Linked DNA regions of Mus musculus: all the other regions are linked to region 3. A link is a loop called in an ENCODE intact Hi-C map of the cell type or tissue named here. Cell type or tissue: heart. All regions are shown on one strand.

Region 1 (8,000 bases), 400 kb before region 3:
TGTGTGTGTGTGTGTGTGTGTGTGTGCGCGCACGCGCGCGTGTGTGCATCTGCATGCATGCCTGGTGTGCATGTTCATATGTGGAGATCAGAGGTCGACATTGCATGCCATCCTCTATTTCTCTTCCCCTTATCTTTTGGACAGGGTCTCTCACTGAACCCTGAGCTTACCAATAGACTAGAGCTGGACAGAGAGAACCTGAGACCCACTGTCTCCACCCCACACCCCCAGGACTAGGATTACAGATATGTGAGACAGTGCCTGGCTCTTATGTGATGCTGAGGATCCAAATGCAGCTCTTCATGTATGCAAGGCAAGCACTTCACCAACTGACCTCTCTCCCAGCCCCTACTCAGATCTGGAATCTCGGACTTCCAGTTCATGCTAGGCTTTGACTTTAGACGCTGGTCCTCACTTTACCTGATTGTCTCAGGCTGAGACCTCAGATGCTCCAGGGTGGACTGCATTCTTAAGAACTAGAAAACCCATTGGAGAGGTTCAGCTAGATTGTTCTAGAAAGTCCATTTATGTATTTCAAAACTTAATCTTACTAGGGTATCTAGTCCATTATGATGATAGGAGCATGAGGCTGGCTGATCACACGTGGTTGCCAGGAAGCAGAGAGAAAGGAAGTAGGGCCCAGCTTTGAACCCTCAAGGCCCACCTCCAGTGACTACTTCCTCTGGCAAAATTCCTTCAGTAAAGCTCCATCTCTGAGAGGTTCCATAACTGCTGCAAACAGTGCCACAAGTTGGGGATCCTCTGTTGAAACACATGCACCTTGTTCAAACCACACATGAAGCTTGCACCTCCACACCCTGGTTAAGTCCCTAACTCTCAAGACGCCACTTCACGATCTGAGCAGCGTTTATTAGATTTTGGAAGATGGACACCCATTCTGGTGTCAGATAGCTTGATTGCCACGGGGGGGGGGGGAATCACAGACCCCCTTGTTGTAATTCTGTGCTTCAAGTAGGGAACCACTGAAATCACCCAGTGAGATGTGTCAATGTCAGATAGCTTGATTGCCACGGGGGGGGGTGTTTAACAGAACCCCTTTGTTGTAATTCTGTGCTTCAAGTAGGGAACCACTGAAATCACCCAGTGAGATGTGTCAATGATAAGTCTTGTCTCCCCTTCAATTTACAGGGTATCTTGTGAGGATAAGGGTACCCTTGGACTGGGGCTCAATTCTGTATGATAGCACATTGTCATCAAACGAAGACACCAAGGCAGTGGCAGAGACAAGGCTGGTTGTTCAAACGTGTTTTCCATTGGGGAAAATGGGGAAAACATATTTGACCAAGACCATGGTAGAATCACATAATCTCCTCCCAGTGTGTGGGGAAAGGGATAGTGATACATGTTAGAAGATTCCAGAACAAATTGGATAAAAAGATATTTAGTAGGGGGTGGCAGACAGTACCACACAGATGCCAGGAAAGAAAGAAGAAAAGGAATAAGGATTTTAACTGGGACAACCTGATATCCAGGCCCTGTAGGAGACAGGCGCTGGCTGGGGTTGAGTGTGGTGAGCCTGAGATGTCCTGCGGGGACTGATGGCTTTCCTGGATGGGGTGGGTGGACGGGACCAGCTGGGACCAGTTGCTTCCTGCTGCTCTTGCTGCCCCTGGGGAGTGTGCTGAACTCAACATGGATGGAAGTCCTGTGCTTTTTATGTCACATGAGTTCAGGCCTCTAGTTCTCAAGCGGAGAACTGAGAAGGCTTCTGGGGTAGAAAGAGGGTTATGGTCCCCTCCCTCAAACCTCATTCCCTCCTCCTGCCTCCACAACCTGTGGCTGTGCCTACTTCCTCTCATCCTTAGTGTCCTGTGTGTGAGGTGAAGGAATGACTCTGCGCTGCCCATGTGTCCCTTGTACTGTCTGTGGCAATCTTATGCAGCCACTGTCCCAGGGAAAGGACACAGAGAATGAAAGCCTGTCTCTAAGCCAGCTCTAACAAGTTTGTAGCTTTGCTCAAATCACCTCACGTCCCTGGGCTTCAATTTTGTGTGACAGGAAGGTACACAGCAGGGGCTTTGGCTTGCTGGTTATTTTCAATCTCAGAGTCATCTGGGAGGATGAGGGCTTACCGAATGACGAATGACGTCAGCTCTAGGGACAGCCTTTACGACATCACACAAGAGCAACTGCAGGCCTGTAGCCACCATCTGACTGGTCGGAGGAACCCACTGCAGGGTGAAACGTGTGCGGGAATGTTGTAGGTTCATAGAACTATGTGTGGCATGACGCAGTTTACTGGGTTCCAGTGTGACCAGCTGAAGCTCAGGCCGCAACAGGGAGCGCGGCCTCAGTTGTCACGGAACTGTAGCTGCTTCTAGTGTCTGCCTTGGGAAGCCTGGACAAGGGCCAGGAGCTTGTGATGGGTGCCTGGGGAGACTGACATGGCTGGGCAGCCTCAGGGTTAGAGCCCAGCACTGTCCTCCTCTAAGTCTGAATGAGGCGAGGATCAGACTTAAAGGGTGAAGACGATGGGTGTGTTCTCATGTCTAAAACCCTAAATTAGATGTTGTGTATATGTGCATATGTGTGGAGGGCAGAGATCATCTGGGGTGTCTGTCCGTGGCTCATCCACTTCATCTTTTTGAAACTAGGGACCTGGGCTTGTGGATTAGGCTAGGCTAGCCAGTTAGCCAGAGAACCCCAGGGGTCTGCTTATCTCCACTCTTAGTACCAAGATTATGAACAGGCTCCACCATGCCCAGTGCTTTGCACAGATACTAAGGACCAAACTCAGGTTCTTAAGCTTGATCGTTAAGCACACAACTGAGGGGTCACCCCTCCCCCCCCCAGGATATGCTTATTCTATGGAACTATGAACTGGAAGTACATTAATTTTTATAGCTATGCTGTCGCTGAAGTGAAATTATAAAAGTGACAACAGCTCCCCGTAACCAGAAAATGCCCAGCTATAGAAGCACAGCCAATCTAAGAAACAGTACTCTAATGTGCAGATCTAAGAAACATTAATTAATATGCAGATGCTTCTTAATTTCATATTCTAGACCCTGAGGGATTATGAGGAGGTAACTCTGTGATTGGGGAGCCACACACGCAGGGTGCCCAACACCAGGCTCTCAGTGGTTGTCTTCTGCTATGGGTGAAAGGGTACTCATGGAGGAGTGGGCTGGCAGGCCTCTCTGGGGCAGGGGAAGGTGGGAGTGAGACGGGATGGGGTGGGAGGCTTGGGTAAGCTTTCCTTTCATTCTATTCTGTTGGCCAGGACCTAAATTTAGTGCCAGCTAAATAAAGGAATATTTTCAGGGCAAAAGGAGGTGATGGGGAGAGCACACTGCTTGCCTTGGCTCAGAATTCTTTATTCTTTGGGTGTCATTTTGCTGAGGGATCCCTGGAAACTGGGGGTGCGGTGGGGTGGGGGAGCCTAGAATGAGAAAGGAAGCAAAACTCATGGCCAAGGGTGTGAGTTGGAGAGAGGGGGCTGCTGTTTGACTAGAGGAAGTAGAGAATGGGGGATGGGTGGGGTCTTCTGTACCTCACACTCAGCAAGTCCAGAGCAAGGTAGTGGACTCTTTCCAGGCACCTGCTGCCCTTTCTGTGGGTGGGGCTTCCTGCCTGGTGGCTGATATCTACCCTCACACCATTTCCTGCCTGAGGCAGGGCTCTGGGGAAGCAGGTCAGCTGGCAAGCACGGCTGGAGTGTGGCTGAGAAGAGCTTTTTACCATATTGCCCACAAACTGTAGGCAATATCTCCCTTCTATGTTCCCAGTGACCGGTGGCCTTGCTCCATGTGTCAAAAATCTAGAGGCCCAGCCAGGATCCCCCACTCCCTACCCCGGACTTCCTGCGCCTCTGCATTGTCATGTGACTGTAAGAAAACTAGCTGCTAGTCAATCTTCAAGAAGGGAATTCCTCTGGGTTGAGGGAGTGTGCGCTGGGGATTACAGGAATATGTCTCCAGTAGACCTCAGCAGGCAAGCATCATGGGCTGCCCTGTAGGTATAGACAAAAATCAGACATGGAGTGTCCCATGCCACCCTGGCCTACCTCTGCCTCATAGCTTTGGGGCACTGGGTTACATTTGTATGTATGGAAATGTGCTCAGGTTATCTGTGGCAAGCCACCGTGAGACTTCTGTGGCTATGGAAGGTGGTGATCTTCTTCTGTATGAATGGAGGAGTCTTAGCTCTTGGTCTATGGAGGGATGAGAGGTTTTCACGGAAAGGAAGGGGCAGGAAGAGGCATGGGAAGCCAGGCTCAGCTCCCTCAAGCCTTCCTGACAGATGGTCAATGGCCTCTTCTTGGATTCTGGAGGCTGCCTCTGCCCTTTGAGATGTGTATTCACCTACTTGTTTTGAGGTTTCATGTTCAGGGGAGATGGGCATAGAAGCCTCTAGATGGGTTGAATAATGTACACTCAAACTCCTCTGACTGTGACCCTGCCTGGAAGATGAAGTCATGTTGAATTATTAGAATGGTACCTCATTGGTTAAATGACTGGTGTTCTTAGGAAAACAGAACACAGGAGAAGCCATGTTGGGGAAGGATTCAGAGGGCAAGGCTGTGTGGCTGCAAGTCAGCATCCTAGAGGTGACCAGAATCTGGGAGGGCCAGGAAGGGCCCTTCTGATTTTTTTTGCCCTGTGAACATCCTGATTCTAGACTTCCTTCCTCCACAACTAGGAGGGAATGGATTTTTGTTGTTGTTGTTGTTTTGTTTTGTTTTGTTTTTGTTTGTAGGTTAAGGACAACAGAAACATTACATGGATCATAGTGGCCCTAGGAAACGAATCCAACTGGGAAGCCCTTTCTTCAGGCACCCTGTCAGAACGCACAGGAGATGTGTTCTAGCATCTGGTAGGGAAGTGGCCCCAGGCGCCCAGCCTTTCCCGTTATCTTCCTCCGTGCTGGCTTCCGCTGTGGGGCCAAGGCAGCTGAAGGCAAGGCCTCCTTAGGACAGGAACGTGAGAGGAAGCCTAGCGTTGGCTCACGTTCCAAGTCAGATGGGAATCTTGGCTGTGGTGAAGACCCTTTTCCTTTGCGCTCAGGCTGTGTTCCAGAGATAAGGGAGAGGGGAGGAGCAGAGAGCTGGCTCCAGCAGAGAGGAAGCCATGGGAAGTCCTAGAGGATCAGTTTCCGGCTGATGACCCAGGCTTTGCAAAGGGGAGCTGGAGTCAGAGACCTGCTTTGCCAGAGCTCAGCCCCGACCAACTATGCAACTCAAGCAGGACACACTTCCCGGCTGCCTTAGTTTCTTGAGCAGAGGGGATGCCAAGCAGTGGTTACAGAGACCAAATGTGTGTCCTTGGCCAGGTTATGGGAGGCTCTGGTACATGGGATTGTGGGAAGAACACAGCCTCACATGTGATGACAGTTACTAGAGCACACAGTGAGGATGTGGTTGTCTTGGTGACGAATGCTGCTGTTTGGGCAATCCCTCTAGCCGAGATTGTCGAGATTGTGGTATTTAATGTTGACGTCCTTGGTTGGTTCTCATCTCTCCAAGGACTGGTTGCACTAGACTCTTGTCACCGTGACAAGAACCTGAGAGAAACGACGTGAAAGTAGAAAGAACTCTGGTCCCACAGCTTCTGCCCACAGTTCCCTCACACACTAAGATGGGCGGGCAATGACCGGGACATTGTGGTGACAGGAGTGAGGGTGGGGCTCCCCATGTGGTGGCCAGGAAGTAGAGAGGATGTCTTTCACATCTTCAATAATCCACCTCTTCCAGGTAGTCCTCCTAAACTTCCACTACCTCCCCAAATTACACCACCAGCCAGAGACTGAGCTCCCAAGGCATGATACTCCATATTTAGACCATGACAGGAGGGTCAGATTGTACCGTGGATAGATCAAGCTGCCCACACCTCCTCCCTGAATCATAACCGTTGTGCCACATGCTACTCTGACTTGAAGACGGAAGACAAACCATGTAACCAGCCATGTGACTCACACTGGCCTTGAACCCCAACTTGAAGGTGCCAAATGTTTCTGGGGCATGGAGGTCTCAGAAAACAACTTCTTTCTATAAGGCATTTCATATCACGGAGGCAGGGCCCTGTCCCCAACTCAGCTTCCAGGGAACAAGCCCTCCCAGAACAAAACCATAAATGGAGAAGGGCTTCAGAGGCAGCAACAGGGGTCATGGTCACGCCATTTCCTCACCAGCCTATTGTCTTTCCGTGTTACCTTGTTTGGGAATGGCCTTGGGACGGCTCAAACACCTGCTCTAGCACTCGAAGCAAACAGTGTCCCTTTGTCTACTTAGGTGATGTCAGTGGACCTTGGATCCAGTTCCTCACAGCCTTTCCCTCTCCCATTCTCTCACAAGGGACCTTCAAAGTGTGAGTTCTGCTGTCCCTGGGTAGGGAAGTTTTATTTTGGACCTGGCTGGTACTGCCTGCCGCTGTAATCAGCTCAGGCTGAAGGATGACTCCATCCATCTCTGGCCCTCTCTTGAACCCTGTTTCTCCCTCCCAAACACGGCAGCCTAGTTAACATGTTATAAACAGATTTCTGAGCTGTATGTTTGAGTGTTAGGACTTATCATAGCCTTGACCCTAAAAATAATCCAGAAATGGACCAGTTTGGTTAAAAGTTGGACTTTCTTGAATGTTAAACACTTTTGGCAAGAGCCAAAAGGTCTCTGCTTCTTTAGGAATGTTCTTTCTTAGAAGATATATACATATTTTACATACATACACACATATACATACATATGTACACATACATATGTACACACATATATATGGTACATATATACACATATGTATAACAACAACAACAATTATAAAAGTATAACAACAGCAACAATCACAATGGAAAATGATAGATTAAAGGATCTCATTGTAGCTCAGGCTGGCCTCATGTAGCTCAGGCTGGCCTCAAACTCACTGCATAGTTGAGGATGACACAGAACTCCTGATCCTCCTGACTCCACCTCCCAAAAGGTTACAGGCCTGTATCCCTGTACATAGTTTATGTGTGTTAGGAATTGAACCTGGGCCTTGAGTGTGCCGAGCAAGCAAGCACACCACCCAGCAGAGCCTTGTCTCCATTCCAGACAGTGGTTCATTGACCACGTCACTGACTCTATGATGGCTGGCATACCAACTCCTCAGGACAGCTGCAGACCAGTGTCTATCTGTGTTGAACATAGATGTAGAAATTCTCAACAAAACACTTGCAAACTGAATATAGGCACACATCCAAGAGATCACTCACAATGGTTAAGTTTGTTTATCTTAGAGCTGCAGGTATAGGTCAACATATGGAATCCATGAATAGAACATAATGTATATAAGTGGGCTTAAAGAAAAAAAAATCATACGATCTCAATAGATACAAGAAAGGCCTTTGACCAAATATAACATTCTTTCATGATTGAAAAATCCTAGGGATACTAAGGTCAGAGGCAACATACTTACCATAGCAAAAGTCACACAAGACAACCCCACAGCCAACATTATGCTAACCAGAGAAAAACTCAAAGCAGATACATTAAGATCAGACGCAAGATAGGGATGCCTGCTCTCTCCATTCCAATCTTAGCTAGAGAGGTAGGAAAGGGAGATAAGAGAGCCATAAGTGGAAACCAGGTAAAAAAAATAAACCTGTTGGTGGATGTGACGCTTGAGGTGAGACCCTAAGGGCTCGACCAGAAAACTAGAAAAGTGGTCAGCACTGTCATCTGAGTGGCAGGATCCAAAATTAACATAGCAAGATCAGTGGCCTTGCTATACACCAACAGACACACCGAGAAAGAGACCAGGGAGGCGGTTCTGTTTATAATAGCCTCAAAAGAGAAATAGAATACTGGCCCCTAAACCAAAAACTTTAAAACTCCAAGGAAAGAAATTGAAGAAGACACTAGATGCTGAAAGATCTTCTCAGCCCATGGATTGGTAGAATTGTTAGGGTAAAAGTAACCCTCCCACTAAAAGCAATTTACAGATTCAGTGCAAACCCTTATTGCTGCCATGTTTCTCAGAAAGCAAAACCAACCTTAAAAGTTACAT
Region 2 (8,000 bases), 55 kb after region 3:
TCTGCCAAGGACTTGGCCCATCACCATCAGTGGCTTCTCCTAACTGCCTCTAACCTGGGCTTACATGGAGTAGTCTCCCTATAGTCTCTCTCTTCCTCTTCCTCTCTTCCTCTCCCCACGGAGTAGTCTTCCTGCAGACACACACACTATCTCTGTCTGTCTGTCTGTCTGTCTGTACACACACACACACACACACACACACACACACTTTCTGAAGCCAAGTTCAAAAGCTATTGTAAATGACCTGCTGTTGAAGTTGCTTCATGAGAGATTTGCATTTTATAGCCTTGTTCTTTCCAGAGCAAGGCAAACCTCTATCCCTGTGGGGCAGAGCTTTCTTGGTCCGTCTCTATCCATCCATTAGTCACTGCATAGGAACCAGCAGAGTCTGGGCAGTGGTGGCCCAAGCCTTTAATCCCAGCACTTGAGAGGCAGGGGGAGGTGAATTTCTGAGTTTGAGGCCAGCCTGGTCTACAGAGTGAGTTCAAGGACAGCCAAGGCTATACAGAAAAACTCTGTCTTGAAGAAAAAAAAAAAAAGGAACCAGCAGAGGAAGAAGGAAGAGGAGGGGAGGCAGGAGAGAGGGGTTCTGCTGGACCTCAGGCCCTCCATGCTAACAAGCTTCTGAAATGAGACTCAAGTGTCAGGGTGAGCAGAGTAGCCATTCACATTTTTCCTATAAAACACAATAAATGGACGGCAGAGAGAAAGGAGCTGTTGGTGTGGGAGCCAGTGGGGAAGTCCCTGTGGGCTTGGCTTGTCCATCAGGATGCTCGCAGACAGAAGCTATTGTTTTTTGAGAGGGATAATATGTCATTTATTCAGTATAGAAGGGTAACTATGCTTGTAATATTACAATAATATACAACAATATTATTATTATGTTTAATAAAGAATGAGTAGAGACCAAAGATTTCTAAAGCAATAAATTGGAAAATATTTAAGAAATGAAATATTTAAGAAAATGGAAATACTAATTACCCTGGTACGATTATTGCCCTTTATATATACATGTCACAAGTTATCATACTGTGCCCCATACATGTGAATAATTATTATGCATCAATTAAAAATAAGAGATGTCTGGTAGTTGTACAAATGTCAACCACCACGATCCACACATGGCTGTATACATCTACAGCTGTAGATGTTAAGGATGGAAGGTGGGCATCAGGTGAGAAAATACTCCATGTTGACTTCATACATAATAAATCTAGAGTGATATTTCTTTTTTATTAGATATTTTCTTTATATACATTTCAAATGCTATTCCGAAAGTTCCCTATACCCTCCCCCTGCCCTGCTCCACTACCCACCCACTCCCACTTCTTGTCCCTGGCATTCCCCTGTACTGGGACATATAAAGTTTGCAATACCAAGGGGCCTCTCTTCTCAATGATGGCCGACTAGGCCATCTTCTGCTACATATGTAGCTAGGGAACAAAATACCCATGAAAGGAGTTACAGAGACAAAGTTTGGAGCTAAGATGAAAGGATGGACTATCCAGAGACTACCCCACCCGGGGATCCATCCCATAATCAGCCACCAAACTCAGATACTATTGCATATGCCAGCAAGATTTTGCTGAAGGGACCCTGTTATAGCTGTCTCGTATGAGGCTATGCCAGTGCCTAGCAAATACAGAAGTGGATGCTCACAGTCATCTATTGGATGGAACATGGGGCCCCCAATGGAGAAGCTAGAGAAAGCACCCAAGGAGCTGAAGGGGTCTGCAACCCTATAGGTGGAACAACAACAGAAGCTAATTTTAAGTTGTCCTGTAGTCAGTGGCCGTCATGACCCAGCCTCAGGGTTTAGTGATAACCCTGTCTCTCCCCCTTCTTCACTCAGACCTCTCTCCGAGGAACACCCCTGGGGTTTGCACGACGGGAGTCTGGTGGTGTACAAAACTGAAACCTGCTGCTAGCACTGTACACAAGGGAACCCTGGTGCACCAGGCTCTCCTGACTGCCAGCCTCCCACAACTCCAATGGCAGTGGGATAGCCATGGTTCCCTCTAGGCTGGCCATGGAGGCCAGAGATAGTCTACCCTAAGGCGTGGCCACACCAACTGCCTGCCATTGCCAGGTGCTGGGGCTCTGCCCAGCAGGCTGTGTTCCCCGGCTCTGTGCACCCCCGGTCCAGGCAGCCAGATCCAACAGCTGCTGTGGGCAGTGCCTTTCCTGCCACCTGGGATGGGATTTCTTCTGCTTTTTTGCTTTAATTTTAAAATTCATAGAAATGTGTATTACATATTGAGCACATATCCCCAGACACCCCTCATCCCTTTTCTTGGCCCTCCACACTCTTTTGCCAATCTGGACAGTTATATGTCACGTGTGCATGTGTGGTTTTGTGTGTCGGTACAAAATCTATAAGAACCACAAATGAGAGAGAGCGTGAAATCTGTCTTTCTGAGAAAGACTTGTTCACTTACTATGATTATTTCCAATTATCTTATTTTTCTGCAAACTACATAATTTTACTCTTTTTATGGATTGAAAAATAGCCTGTGTATTTATGTACCATATTTCTTGATGACGATCCTTCGTGTCTTGCCTAAGGATCCACAGCTACTGGTATTTAATGAGCTGGGGTCCCAAGCTGGTTGCTCTACTCCCAGGTTTGCTCTCCAACCTCTTGGAGCCATGAACTCATTAATTCTGTCAGATGAGTGTCTCCTTGAGGTGGTGCTCTCAAAGCGAGGTCCTGAAGCAGGACCTGGGGGTCAGGAGCTCAACCTATGGAGATCCCCAGGTTCTGGTCTAAGTCTTCACAGCAGTTGAAGGAACACGGCAGGGCACTCTGGTTTTCTGGTGGCTGAGAGGTAGCATTGGGCATCGTTGAGGGAGGTGAGAAACAAAAACCCAGTATCTAGGTACAGGCCCAGTGAGCCGGGTCAGCTCAGCAAGTAGAGGGGGGCTGCGCTGGAGGTGTGTCTGTCTGTCTGCATGGGGTGGCATCTTCTGTAACTCACCCCATGGACCCTGTGCTTGGCGGAGTCAAAGAGGTGAAAGATGATGTTCCCTGGGCCTTGCCTCTCAGTGCAGCCTGGGAAGAGGAGGGGTGGGACCTGCCTCCCTCCAGCCTGTGGTTGGATAGTGACATGCTTTGGGTGCAATAGTTTAAAATACTTGTTTATTTAACTTGATAAAGAGTTCCATGTGTCCAAAGGCGAGACTGTGTGGTGTCGCTGAGGGTGGACTTGAACTCCTGCTCTTCCTGCTTCTGCCTTTGAAGAGGCTGGGATTACAGGAAGTGCCACCACCCCCGATTTATGAACTACTGGGAACTGAATCTAGCACCTCAGGCCCGTTAGGCAAGTAAGCTACCAACTGAGCTACACCCCCTACCCCACAATATGATACATTAACAGTGTGCCCCATGAAGTGTGGTGAAGGTCATCGAATGAGGAGTGGGTCACTTGGTTGGTTGGCCCTTTGACCTCAGACATGATGGTGGCATACAGTCACTCGTTCAGCTGAGTTTGTTAAGCACCTACTATATATACAGTCACTGTTCTAAAAATGTAGCAATCAAGATTCTTTGCTGCTGGCTTTCTAAAGGAAGAAGGTCACCATTTGATCAGCTGACTTGTCAAAATACACAGCAGCGCAGATCAGAGCAAACACTAAGGTGAAAAGTAAGGCAATTCCAGGCAAGATGGTCCAAAAAGGTTACCTCTTAGAAAGTGGAATTTGGTTAAAGACCCAATAACAAAGAAAGAACTCTCTCGATTACACAGTGGAGGATATCCCAGGTTAAAGGAATGCTCTGTGCAAAGGCCCTGTGGTCAACCAGAGATATTCTCTAGGGTCACAAGAGGGCCCACATGTAGTGACCAGGAGGGAGGGTAGCAGAAGGTGAGTTTGCAGAACATGCCTGTGAAGACCAGCAGCTTCACTGCAGAGCCAGCCTGGACGCTTGCAGGTGAAGGAGAACTCTGAGTTACTCAGAGTCCACAGGTCTTCCTGGTGCCTGTGTTGAGGCTGAGAACCTGATGCACATACAGGGCTCTGGGGTGTGCGGTCCTGGGGCTCTGCAGAGGAGTAGAGTGGTAGAGGTCAGGGAGAGACATTGCGGGCTGTAAAAGGAGGTGGCGTGCTCTGCAACCGGGATGAGCTGTGTGAAGCAGGAAGGAAGCCAGGACAGGATATAGACTACAAACCAAGCACACTGTGGACAGACCAGAGCTCGGAAGCACCCTGGGCTCACAGCCCAGGTTCCTCTTGGGTGACAGCCTTCACACTGTGACTTGGCTCTGACCAATACCAGGGAAAATGTCAGGCTCTCTGCCTCCATTGGTGGAGCAGACCTTTACCCATTCCACCAGTGGGTCATAGCACAGAGGATTTTTGCAATTGAGAGTTTCCTAGGTATCTGGGAATGGAGGCCAAAGGATGCTGGTGTCACCAAGTACTGAGCAAGATGGCATTACCCCCTTCAAAAATATCTGACTCCACATGCTCATGGTGTATAAGTGGGACCCTGACTTTCTGCAAGTTTTGTCAACATTACTGTTCCTACTGGCACGAAGATAGAGCTATAGGAGCATACAGTCTGTGAAGGAGAATGCAGCTCAGGTGGTCTAGAAGGTTGTAGAGTGTGGGGGTAAATTCTCTCTGTTACTTCTGTCTGTCTGTCTGTCTGTCTGACTGACTCTCTCTATATCTCTGTCTCCCTGTCTGTCTCTGTCTCTGTTTTTCTCTGCCTGTCTCTGTCTCTCCCATGCACACAGCCCTAAGTGTGAGCCCTACAGTTGCCTAAGAACATCAAGGTGGCTATAATCCCAGCACTCAGGAGGCAGAGGCAGTTGGATCAGGAGTTCAAGACCAGCCTAAGCTACATGGTAGAGCTGAGATCCACCTGGGCTACATGAGACCCTGCCTAAAACATGCAGTTAACAATGACAAAAAATATCTCCAAAGATTGGCAGCAGGTGTTCTAAACCTAGAGAATGCCTAGGACCCATGATGACAAAGCTTAAATGTGAGATCTGCTGCATGGCATTGGGAGAGAGCTTAGAAGTTATTTTAGGATAGAGGATGTCCAGTTTCCTCAGTAAGACTACAAGAGGGCGTGATTACAACTAGACTCATGCTTTTCTGATGAAGTTCTTTGACTTTCTGAAGGTTGTATAGCCAGCTTAAGCTCGCCTACCATAGGCAGCTTGTCCCCAGCCTCACATCTCCCTCTCTGGGCCTCCCCTCATAGGGGGACATTTTCTTTGCTGCCAGAGACATCAGGGTCCCTGGAGAGTGTTGTATGCCTCTCCTCTCCCTGATCTCATGTCTTCTTGTGTTGGAGGCTAACAGATGCTAACAGGCACTGCACCTAAAAGTCTTAAATGTGACAAGGAGCCCCCAGGTGGGCCCTTTACAGTGGCCTTCAGTGGATACTCACTGAACTTGAAATCAAGCTTCAAAGTCCTGTGTCAGGTGCACACTCTTTACAGTTTCTGTGTGTCACTGTGTTAGAATCAGTGCTTTGTGTACCTATGTGCAACCAACTCTTGTTGAACACTTGAAGCTATCCGCAGGCCTGGCTTCTCTTTCAGCTTGGGTTTGCTATTCATATGCTTCTTGTACTTGGCGAGCGTTGGGCATGATCTGGGGGCAGTGATATTCCTGGGCACTTGCTCCCTTCTGCCTCAGGGCTCCGACATGAATTGGCAAGCAAGTTGCCTCCTAATTGAGCTCTGCTGCCCTCCAGACTGTGGCTGTGCTGGGAGACTTTCCAATGAGTCCGCTTGGGTGTCTATGACAGAAATACCCAAGATAGGTTGGCTTATAAGCAGCATAAGTATATTCCTCTTATTCCCAGAGGTTGAGAAACCCAGCACCGGGTCACCGACCGATTTGGTGTCTGGTGAGCACCTGCTTCCTGATCACTGAGGGTAGCTTCCTGCTGCGTGCTTGCATGACTGAGGAGCAAATTCTATCTGTCTCTTCTGTCTGTCTGTCTCTATCCCTGTCTCGTTATCTCCGTGTATCTCTGTGTCTCTGTCTTTTTTCTTTCTGTCTCTGTCTGTCTCTGCCTCTCTCTGTCTGTCTTTCTCTGTCTCTCTGTCTGCCTCTCTCTGTATCTCTGTCTCTCTGTCTGCCTCTGTCTTTCTCTGTGTGCCTTTCTCTGTAGCTCTCTTTCTCTCTGTCTCTGTCTACCTCTGTCTCTGTCTCTCTGTCTCTCTCTCTGTCTCTCTCTCTGCTGTTTGTTAGGAATGCCAGTGTGCAGTGTGTAAGCACCAGAGGTTGGTATCAGATGTCTTCCTCAGTTGTTTTCTTCTTTATGTACTAAGGCTGAGTCTCTCATTGAACCCGGAACTTGCCAGCTAACTCAACCAGCTACCTAGTCTACCCTGGCAGATCCCCTGTCTCTGCCACACAAGCTCTGGGATTTTATGTAAGTGGCCACACCTACCTATCTTTTATGTGGGTGCTGGGGATCTGAATCTTCGCATAACAAGCATTTTATCCACTGAGACGGCCCTGAATTTTCTTAAAGACCCATCCTGAGATGAAGGCTCTACCCTTGTATCCTAGCATTCTCCCAACGTCTATCTAATTTCATCATATTGGGTTTCTTCATGTTGGCTCAGTGAGGAGCTGCCCCGTGCTGGCCATGGCAGGGCCTGATAATCTGGCTCTTTTTACTTTCATGGACCCTATGGCTTGGTAAAGGTGAGCTCACTGCTGCAAAGGTGATATATGTAGACTTGATGAACAAAGCACTGGGTTTGGCAGGACACGGAGGCTCTGCTGTTTCTTTCTCACCTGCCTTCCTCCATTCTCCTCAGCTTCCTGCCATCTTTGTTCCTATGGGCACCGTTATGTAAAAGAGGGGACACAGGGCTGTGTCCTCGCTAGGGCTGCTGAAAGGCTGCTGCTAGGGGAAATGCCTAGCTTTGGCATCTTCTGTCTTGAAAGTGAAGTCCTTTCAGTTGATCAGAATTTACATATTTTAAGATATAAAAAATCCAAAGCTTGGGGTGGGAGACAGTTCAGAAAAGTGCTTTGGATGCAGTCTCCAGGGCCTGAAGTTGGATCCCCAGAATCTCTGTAAAAGCCGAGCACACAGCATAGCGCACACCTCTAATCTCATCCCTGGGTCATGCAGAGACAGGTAGGACTTGCCTTGGTCTCCTTAGCAAGATAGCATTGCCTAATCGGTGAGCTGTCCGTCCTAGTGAGAGACCCTGCCTCAAAATACAAGAGAGAAGTAGACTGAGGAATGACACCCAGTATCAACCTCTGGCTTCCACATTATGTACACACATGTACATAATATCACACAAATAGAAATACAGAAACACAACACATAAACCACACACACTGCATATACATACACAGAAATACACACATACACACACACAGAGGAATATACACAGACATCCATACTACATAAACAGGGAGACACAGGAAGACACACAAACATACATACGACATACATAAACACACAGAGACACATGTACAACATACATAACACACAGAGGCATATACACATACTCAAGGAATACATACACACGCATACATACCATACATAACACACACAGAGACATACACATGTATACAGGGAATACACACAAACACACAGACACATGCACACTATAAATAATACATATACATACACAAGAATAAACACAGACACACTCATGCGCAGACACACTCACACAGACACACACATTCACACGCACAGACACACACAGATATACATACCTACCTACCTACATACATACATATATACAGACACACAATGCAGACATACACACAGACACATAGATGCACACAGACACACACAGAAATACACACAGATACATACAGAGAGATGCACACATAGATGCACACATGTATGCATGCACATATGCAAACACATGCAAACACGCAGACATACACACAGACACACACAAATGTATAGACACACATGCACATGCACACACACAGACATACAGAGATACACACAAATGTACAGTCATGTGTGTACACACAAAGACATATACACATAC
Region 3 (8,000 bases):
GGTGGTTTTTAGCTTACCAGGCAGCAGTCTTCCGTATCAGTAGGTATTCCTACCCTACCCAGTTTCCCTACAGTGTTGGTGTGTGCATGCGTACACACACACACACACACACACACACACACACACACAGAGAGACACACGTGGGTGGCAGTGCCCTTCTCTGTTGCTCTGTTTATTATTCCCTTGAGATGGAGTTTCTCAGTGAACCCCGGGCGCACTGTTTTTCTGTGAGCTACAGGAAATCCTCAGTCTGGATTTGTAGGTGGGCATGGTCATCCCTGGTTCCTTCTGTGGATCAGAACTCAGGTCCTCATGCTGGAACAGAGGGTGCTGTACCATCTCCCCTATCCCATTTCTTCCTCCTCCTCCTCCTCCTCCTCCTCCTCCCCCCCTCCTTCTTTGATGGTCACGGATATTTCATTTTATTGATGCTTGGTGCAGGGATAATTAATACGGAAGCATGACTGTGCTGTTTCGTCGTTACTGGGTGTTCCACTATTCTTTCCACTGTGGTCCTGTTTCGTTTGCAGAGTTCTGCTGCCCTTGGCCCGGTGTGCCCAACCACATGATGTATATAGTTAATGAGAAAATGAGGGTGCTACCATCAGAGAATCAGACATGACTTGGGGGATACGTGAATGGTGGTGTGTTTTTGTTATTTATGATACATTTGTGAAGTTTTGTATTTTACACGATTTCCTGTTTGCTTTGGAGGGAGCTATACACAGGCTCATCAAAGGGAGCAGGCTTTGCGAGTGATGAACTCGGGGTGGAGAACTGGACGACGGACTATGTGTTCCTCCAGCATTATTGCTCCGTGTGGCCACTGTGGATAAGAAAGGACCTAGCTCTGCCAGACACTGGGCGATGCCCAGTAGCTGCCAGATTGCTCCCTAACTAGATCTGTCCAGTGAGAGTCTCTGTTAAAGTAACATTTGGGGGGAAGCTAGTTCTCAGGTGCTGTGTGACTGGATGCCAAAACCACTTGGGAGCACAGACTTGGGGCCAGGGAAAGATAAAGTGAGCTCCCCCACCTCTACTCCCCAGGGTAAGGTTTGGGAAGTGGCATGGGGTGTTGTAATTCATAGGAGCGCTTTATGCTACCAATAGTCAGTTGACATTTATGGGAAGAGCCCTTGCATTCAGTCATCTGGGGAAGCCAGCCTGAGTGCTTGTTCTAATGGCATCAGAAATTACTCTGTTTAAAGGTAAAAAATTGGCTAAGCATTTTGTCATTTGAAACCAGGGATTTTTTTTTTAAATAGGGGAGTTGCCATTTTAGAATCCCGTGGCAAATTTTATACCTCTGATCCCCAAATTATTATGCTAGCTGATCATGGTTCAGACTTTTGTTTAAGATCAAAATTAGGCACAATGAGAGGTATGGCTAGAGTCTTTAGAAAATAGAGCAAATAATTATAGTGTCTGGTTTCTTTTTATAATTACTCAAGCAAATAATCTAGTCTGTAATAAGAGAGTATTTTATCCAATCATAAATGAATGTGTATAAATATTGGAGGGCTGGGCACTTGGTGAAGAAGCCAGAAATCTTAAGTGTGTAAGTGTGTCTCTCTGTCTTGTAACTGACCTGACAGTTTGATTTGGCCTAGACAGGCACGATGGAATTCTGGGCAGATCACAGCGGGTTTTAAAACTCCATAAAGAGGGAGTTACCACCGCCACAGGACACAGCAGAATCCCGGTGGGTCCGTGGCTATTTTATTGCAAAGAAGTCTGCCTTTTAAAATCCCACACCTGGTAAATCCACACAGTGGATCCTGTTACGTTTCAGGATCAGCAGTTAACATTTCAGATGGATCTACTCTTAGGAGAGAAGAAAACAAAACCAAGAACACAGCGAGGTGCTCTGCTCCGAGCTTTGGTTACTTTGTTTTATTTCTCAGGGCTTGTAGGAAGCTGCTGGGATAAACAACTCAGAACTTTGAAAATTTTAGGGGAAACATAGTTTTAATCAGCCTGACATCTTGTTCATTGTTCAGAGATAAAAAGGAGCCTGGAATCAACATGCTCTCAAAGGCGCTGAGAACCAACCCATCAGCCTCCCATCAGAACTGGGAATTAGAGTTCTTATGTATTTTTCTTTCTTGCCTTTTAACATCCCTCTCCTGGTTCCCACCTCCTCCTCCTCCTCACCCTGATCCTTTCCTCCTCATCTCCCCACCCCCATTTTTTGAACTGCTGGGATTTGAACCCATAGCCCCTGACTATGCTAGGCAGGTGGCAGGAGGGGGTCGTCAGAACCCACCCCAGCACCTCCACCTGCTTTTCCTCTCTTTCTCCTCTTTTGTGTATTGTAACTTAAGGGGTGGAGGTGGACCAGGGGCAAATAAGAGAAAGGAGCTGGTGTGTGGCAGAGCTGGCCCAAAGTCTGAATGAGTTCAGTTCACTGCCTGTCTACCCAGTAACCAAGAATTGTCCATGACTCAGGCTCTGGTCCATTGTGCTGCTTGGGTCCCCATGAGACCAAGTGACGGGTCCAACTTTCATGTGGTTCAATTCAAAGCAAACTGTTGTTTCTTCCACAGACCAAGTAATTTCCTGAAAATGAGTAATTAAAGGCCTGAAATCCTGTAAAGGAATGTTAAGGGCTGTGTCAATTCAGCATCCTTCAGGGGAAAGCCGAGCTATGGCACTGAACCTGAAGCTTGGCTTCTATGCATTTATGAGAACTTCTCCCGGCCTCTTCTCTTAAGCTCAGAGTTCTGTTGGAATCCATGGTCCACAACACGGGTGTCAGAGGGATGTATGTTCTAGAATGTAGAATCTAGTTATTTGGTGTGTGTGTGTGTGTGTGTGTGTGTGTGTGTGTGTGTGTGTGTGTGTGCACTCATGAACACATATAACCATATGTAGTATGTATATGTATACCTGTATATAGGCATATATGTTGGTTCAGGTGAACATGCATGTGAAGGCCCCCAGTCAACCCTGGATGTTATTCCTCAAATGTTTACCTGGGACCAGCTGATTGGCATATGCTGACCAGCTAATGAGCTCCAGATATCTGCTTTGTCTCTGACTCCCCAGGGTTAGAGTTGAAGGTATGTGCACGACTCCCAGCTTTTGTCTGTGGGCTCTGGGGATGGTACTCAAGGAGCCATGCTTGCATAGTTGACACTTTACAGACTGAGCCATCTCCCCAGCCCCTTTAATGAGCATTTGAAAACAAGATCTTGATTTGATTTTTCTTTTTCTTTAGTTTTCTTGGTTACCTCGATTCAAATTGGCCATACAGCCATAGGTACTAGGTCCTAGTTAGCTTCAGCTCTCTGTGCTGGCTGGTGGCGTTCCTGGGGAGGGGGCGATGTAAAGGACAGGCACCCAAGCACCCTCCCATGTGCAGCCATGCAGAGCCCCATCACATCTGTATCCTGCTTTGCTCTGGTGCAGCCTGTCACCCAGAGTCACGCAGGTCACACCTGCTGTGACAGCCCCGGCCTCAGCCAATTGATGCCTTTTTTTTTTTTTTAATTAAAAAACTTCTCCTGGCTGCATATCATCAAGAAAAACAACATTGTTTTCAGGGTCTCTTATCTCTCCACTCCCAAATATCCTGTTTCTTCGGGCTGGGCAGCCAGGACCAATAGAAACCTCTTCCTGCCATTGGCTGACTTCATTTCCCAGACTTAGCACAATCTCATCCGCTCTAAACAACCTCATCAAAACTACTTTCTGGTCAGAGAGAAGCAATAATTATTATTAACATTTATTAACGATCAATAAACTTGATTGCATTATGGCCAGCACTATTAAGGTAAGGAGAGGGTTCCTCTACATTTGACAAAATCTTGTTTTTCTTGCGCTGGGCTTCCTTTATCAAGGCAGATAAGTTAGGGTTGGGCAACACCCCCCACACCACAATAGAGGACAACAAGATTTCCTTTGCGCTGCCTAGTAAATTTCCTTTTTCCTACTCAGACCATCCGCAAGGCTTAAAAACTTCAAACTCAGAAAAAAATTGGGGTTCCTAAATTCACTGTTGAGCGCCGTGGATTTACTTCAGTGAAGGCTTTTTGGAGCACTTCTGAATTTTCAGCTTCTTTACCTGTTCCTAACGGTGTCTGGATGTGGGTTCGATACGAGGCATTAACCACAGAGGTTGGAGGGCAGGGTCAGAGAGATGGTCTTGTCAATGGTGAACATTTGGATACGCATCGGGGACTCCAAACCACCAGGCATGCCAGCATGTCCCTGTGGAAGTGAGGAGACACTCAGTGGCTGTTGGTAACAGGATGGACGAATGTTGGCTTGAATTGTGGGGACCTCCATGCCGAGAGGAATCGGGCGCCTCAAAACTCGAATGGTGGTAATTGGGTGTGTTGGTTAATGTGTCTATCACAAATAAAACACCTGTCTTTCTGTGTACTGCAAGCTTTCTTCCCAGTGTTGCGTGGTTCGTGGGGACTGTAAAGCAGTGGTCTGTTGGTCTCTTTTCTGCTGCAGGTGGGTCTATGTGTTTTCTTGTACATGTTTCGAGAAGAAAGCTTACTGGTAAAGTTTAGTGTCGAGACAAAGCCGCACGGGTCACCGGTTGAAAACTAAACGCAGCCTGGTCGATACAAACAGCTGATACCGATACAGAAATCTGTGGAATTAGTTGTACGGGGAGATGGTGGGTCTGTTAAACTACATTCCAGGCCACCGGGCTTTGGTGACATTCGTAGGAATGAGGAAAGCCAGCAGTCTGTATAGACAAAGGAAGCCAAAGAGTGTGTTTATTCGTTGTGTCTTTAATTTTGTGGCACAGAGATGGCAAGTGACCTATTGTCCAGTAAGGGTTCTGCTTAGCCTGAAAACTCATGAGTATTGGGGTTTGCCCATAATAAAGACGAGGCTAGAAGGTTAGAAACCTTCGCCAGCTGATTATATGTACCGTGGAAACTGTGTTTCAGAGGTCCATGCAGTTTTCAGGTCTCAGGCTGTATCCTGTAATCCAGTAAGGCTCACACCAAAGGCTGCCGTCTGAGAGTTTTCTTTCCCTGGACCCAAGGAGTAGGGCCAGCTGCAATATGGTGACCTAGAGGGGATTTTAGCATTGTGTCTGATAGACTCTAATTTCGGATAAATGAGTAGAAACGACTTATTTTTACAACACCAAATGCTGCTTTTGGGGTTCTGCTCTAGACTCTTTAATTCTATCTATATTTCAGAACAATTAGAATATTCTGTGTAAATCTTAGATAGCTTGAGTAGAAGCTTATTCGGGTTCATCAAACTCCACAAATCAATGCTTTAAAGGGCATGGAAAGAAGAGATTGCCCTGCAGAAGGTGGAATGTGTTTGGACAACTCTCCAACGCATTACACTGTTTCGTTTAAGACCCATGTGTGTGAAGAAGTCACCTTTGAAGTCAGATTGCATTTTTATCTTTTGAATACATTTGGGGACAATTACTTGCTCTTTTTAGGACTCTGTTAATGTGTGAATTCTGTGTCACATGTGTGTAGTGTGTCTCTCCCTACAATAGAAATGACTTCCAGTGAATTCTTTAATGTCCCTTGTTAAAGCTGTCTCTCTTGAGTGGTGAATGACTTGAAGATCAGCTTTCTGTGAGCTTTCCTGGATCAAGTAGTAAGATGATTTTATGGCTTTGTTTGTGACATGGGAAAAGAAGTCTTGAGTCTGTTGGCTGCAATTTTAATTACTCTGGGACAAACCTCAAATTAGCACAGGGCAGTGTCCTCTGAAGTCATGAGACAGTCCCCATAGGGGGATTTTTGGATTGGAAATAAGCTTGGAGTTTTGGGTGTTTCAGTAAATAAATCAATGAGTTCTTTGACTTGCAGACACTCTGGGCTGGTGAAGCTGGCACATCATCACCTCTGTGTGGGATTCCTTTCCTTTAGCCACTCTGCCTAAAGCCCTGTGAGGCACGTTTCTGGTACTCTTGCCTTGCTTTGGCAATTTGAGGTAGAGAGAACATGGCGTTTCATTCGGGAGAGGTAAAGGCATTTTTAGGAAATAGTATTTCTCTCTGCGAAGTCATGGGTTTCAGGATGAGACTGAGGGTTCTAATAAACCAGGACAGCAGCCGAGCCAACATCTGTCTGAGCGCGTTGGGAAGATGGCCGTGAGGACTTCATAGTGCAATACTGAGAGATGCATAACCCTGGAGCCTGTTGCTCCCCACATAACCTTATGAGTTAGGTGTTCGATTCAGCCTTCCAAGGATTTTTCTGAACTTGTTTGTGGTGACATTTGCCTTTTGGGCAGCCCAAGGAATCCTAGGTCTGTACATAGCATCCTGCTTTAAAAAGCATTGGTGGAGGGGAATGGAATAGAGTTATGGTAGAAACAGTCTTATCCTGAACAGTTTAGGAGGCGGTGAAGCCTAGGTTGCAAGCCTTAATGGCCATCATTGGGAAGAGAGGCCCCTTGGTCTTGCAAACTTTATATGCCCCAGTACAGGGGAATGCCAGGGCCAAGAAATGGGAGTGGGTGGGTAGGGGAGTAGGATGGGGCGGGGGGAGAGTATAGGGAACTTTCGGGATAGCATTTGAAATGTAAATAAAGAAAATATCTAACAAAAAAATAAAGTTGAATCTTGTATGCATGCATGTGTATGTGTGTATCTGTAGATTTGTGTGTTTGCACATGTGTGTATGGATTGGTGATATGTGTCTGTAGGTTTGTGGTGTGTGTGTGTGTACGTGGAAGGGCATGGAGGGAACGTGTTTAAACAGCAGCTTGGGTGGAAGCAGTTCAGGAATCAGACAGGATATAGAAATTTCCTAAGGTGCCTAGGCGAGCAGGCTCTGAACAGTTGGAAAGTTCCTAAGGAGGCCCACAGCCCTCTGAGCTGAGGATGGTGAGGGACAGGTCAACTCTGCATGGGCTTTTCATGGATGTGGTTACAGAACTTAGCTAAAGCTGTGCTTGCTGCAGCCGTTTTCCTCGTCTACCTTCCGGCATCCGGGGACTAGACATGGCCTCCCTCGTTCTGCGTTGTGGGGGATTCTGTGACACTGGAAGAAACTCCAGGTGCTGGGTGTTGTTGTTCTTGGTAACTGCCACATCCCAGAGCACAGGGCAGCCCTCCCCTTCTGTTCTAGCCCAAGTTCATTGAAAAGACAGCTTCTCGCTATAACTTTTCTGTGTGCATTTAGGGTATTTAGGGTCACTCTGAGATCCAAGCTGTCTTCTATGATACAGCAGTTATAGCTGCACATGGATGAATCTCAATCTCTCTCTCTCTCTCTCTCTCTCTCTGTGTGTGTGTGTGTGTGTGTGTGTGTGTGTGTGTGTGTGTGTGTGTGTGTGAATGCACAAGCACCTATGCCCACCAGCATCCTGACTCGTGGCCCCAGCAAGCAGAATCGAAAGTGGTTGACTCTCTGGGTGTCATTTAACCCACAGGAGGACTCCCACTCTCTGAGAAATGTTCTAGAACAAAATGATTTTTTCATTATCTGTATCTCCTTTATTTCATTATTATTTTTCCTTCTGAAAAACAGACCTTGATATTTAAAAACATATTCCCAAGCGTGCACACACACACATTCGCGCCAGTGTTTCTTAGAAAAGGATACATAGAAAATACAATAAAACCGGAAAAGCAACTATTCCTCATGCCTTAAGGACAATGTTACTTATGTGAGTTTCCTGCAGCTGAGAGGCATTGATTTAGCCACTAGTGTTCATAAGACTCTGTGGAGATCCACGGGAGTCTCTGAAATGTGTAGTCTCAGAAATTTGCAAATGGTATTGACAGTGTGTGGTGTCAACCACTGTGGCCAGTCTGGTCCAGTTGCTACAGAAACGTCAGCTATGGTAAGATGAAGGGCATTGCTTCCTGCCCTGTCTGGGAACACCATCAGATCACTCCAGAGGCCATATCTTATGTTATATGGGCACATACACCTTGCATTTAAGTGCTCAGCTGTTTGGTGACTCTGTGTGACCCCATCTTTCTCACCATCAGTGTGGCAACCCAGCCTCATGCTGTCGTGAGCTATCTGTAGAGCCTATAGCAGACAAGC

Evidence for each region. A loop is a pair of places that touch in the nucleus more often than their neighbours do. Peaks named below come from ENCODE experiments on the same cell type or tissue, not always from the same donor. Only the 100,000 strongest peaks of a DNase experiment are listed, where the experiment ranks them.
Region 1: it touches region 3 in a loop (4-fold over the local background); 2 of 42 quality-filtered maps call a loop at or near these places.
Region 2: a loop joins it to region 3, with 2.7 times the contacts of the local background. A loop is called at or near these places in 5 of 42 quality-filtered maps.

What each region holds. Positions count from the first base shown.
Region 1 is chr16:95,858,447-95,866,446 of GRCm38, reverse strand. All of the region lies in intron 1 of 1600002D24Rik (RIKEN cDNA 1600002D24 gene), which reads left to right. Among named protein-coding and RNA genes, the nearest start is that of Gm41508, 59 kb to the left of the region's middle. In heart, no CTCF peak of the experiment used is centred here; DNase peaks (open chromatin) are centred at 1,596, 3,676, 4,976, 6,136 and 1 weaker place; H3K27ac peaks cover 4,914 bases.
Region 2 is chr16:95,399,800-95,407,799 of GRCm38, reverse strand. The region is part of intron 3 of Erg (ETS transcription factor); the gene reads left to right. Among named protein-coding and RNA genes, the nearest start is that of Erg, 130 kb to the left of the region's middle. In heart, no CTCF peak of the experiment used is centred here; a DNase peak (open chromatin) is centred at 4,169; H3K27ac peaks cover 262 bases.
Region 3 is chr16:95,455,003-95,463,002 of GRCm38, reverse strand. All of the region lies in intron 2 of Erg (ETS transcription factor), which reads left to right. Among named protein-coding and RNA genes, the nearest start is that of Erg, 71 kb to the left of the region's middle. In heart, no CTCF peak of the experiment used is centred here; DNase peaks (open chromatin) are centred at 862, 2,462 and 3,482; H3K4me3 peaks cover 3,368 bases; H3K27ac peaks cover 2,447 bases.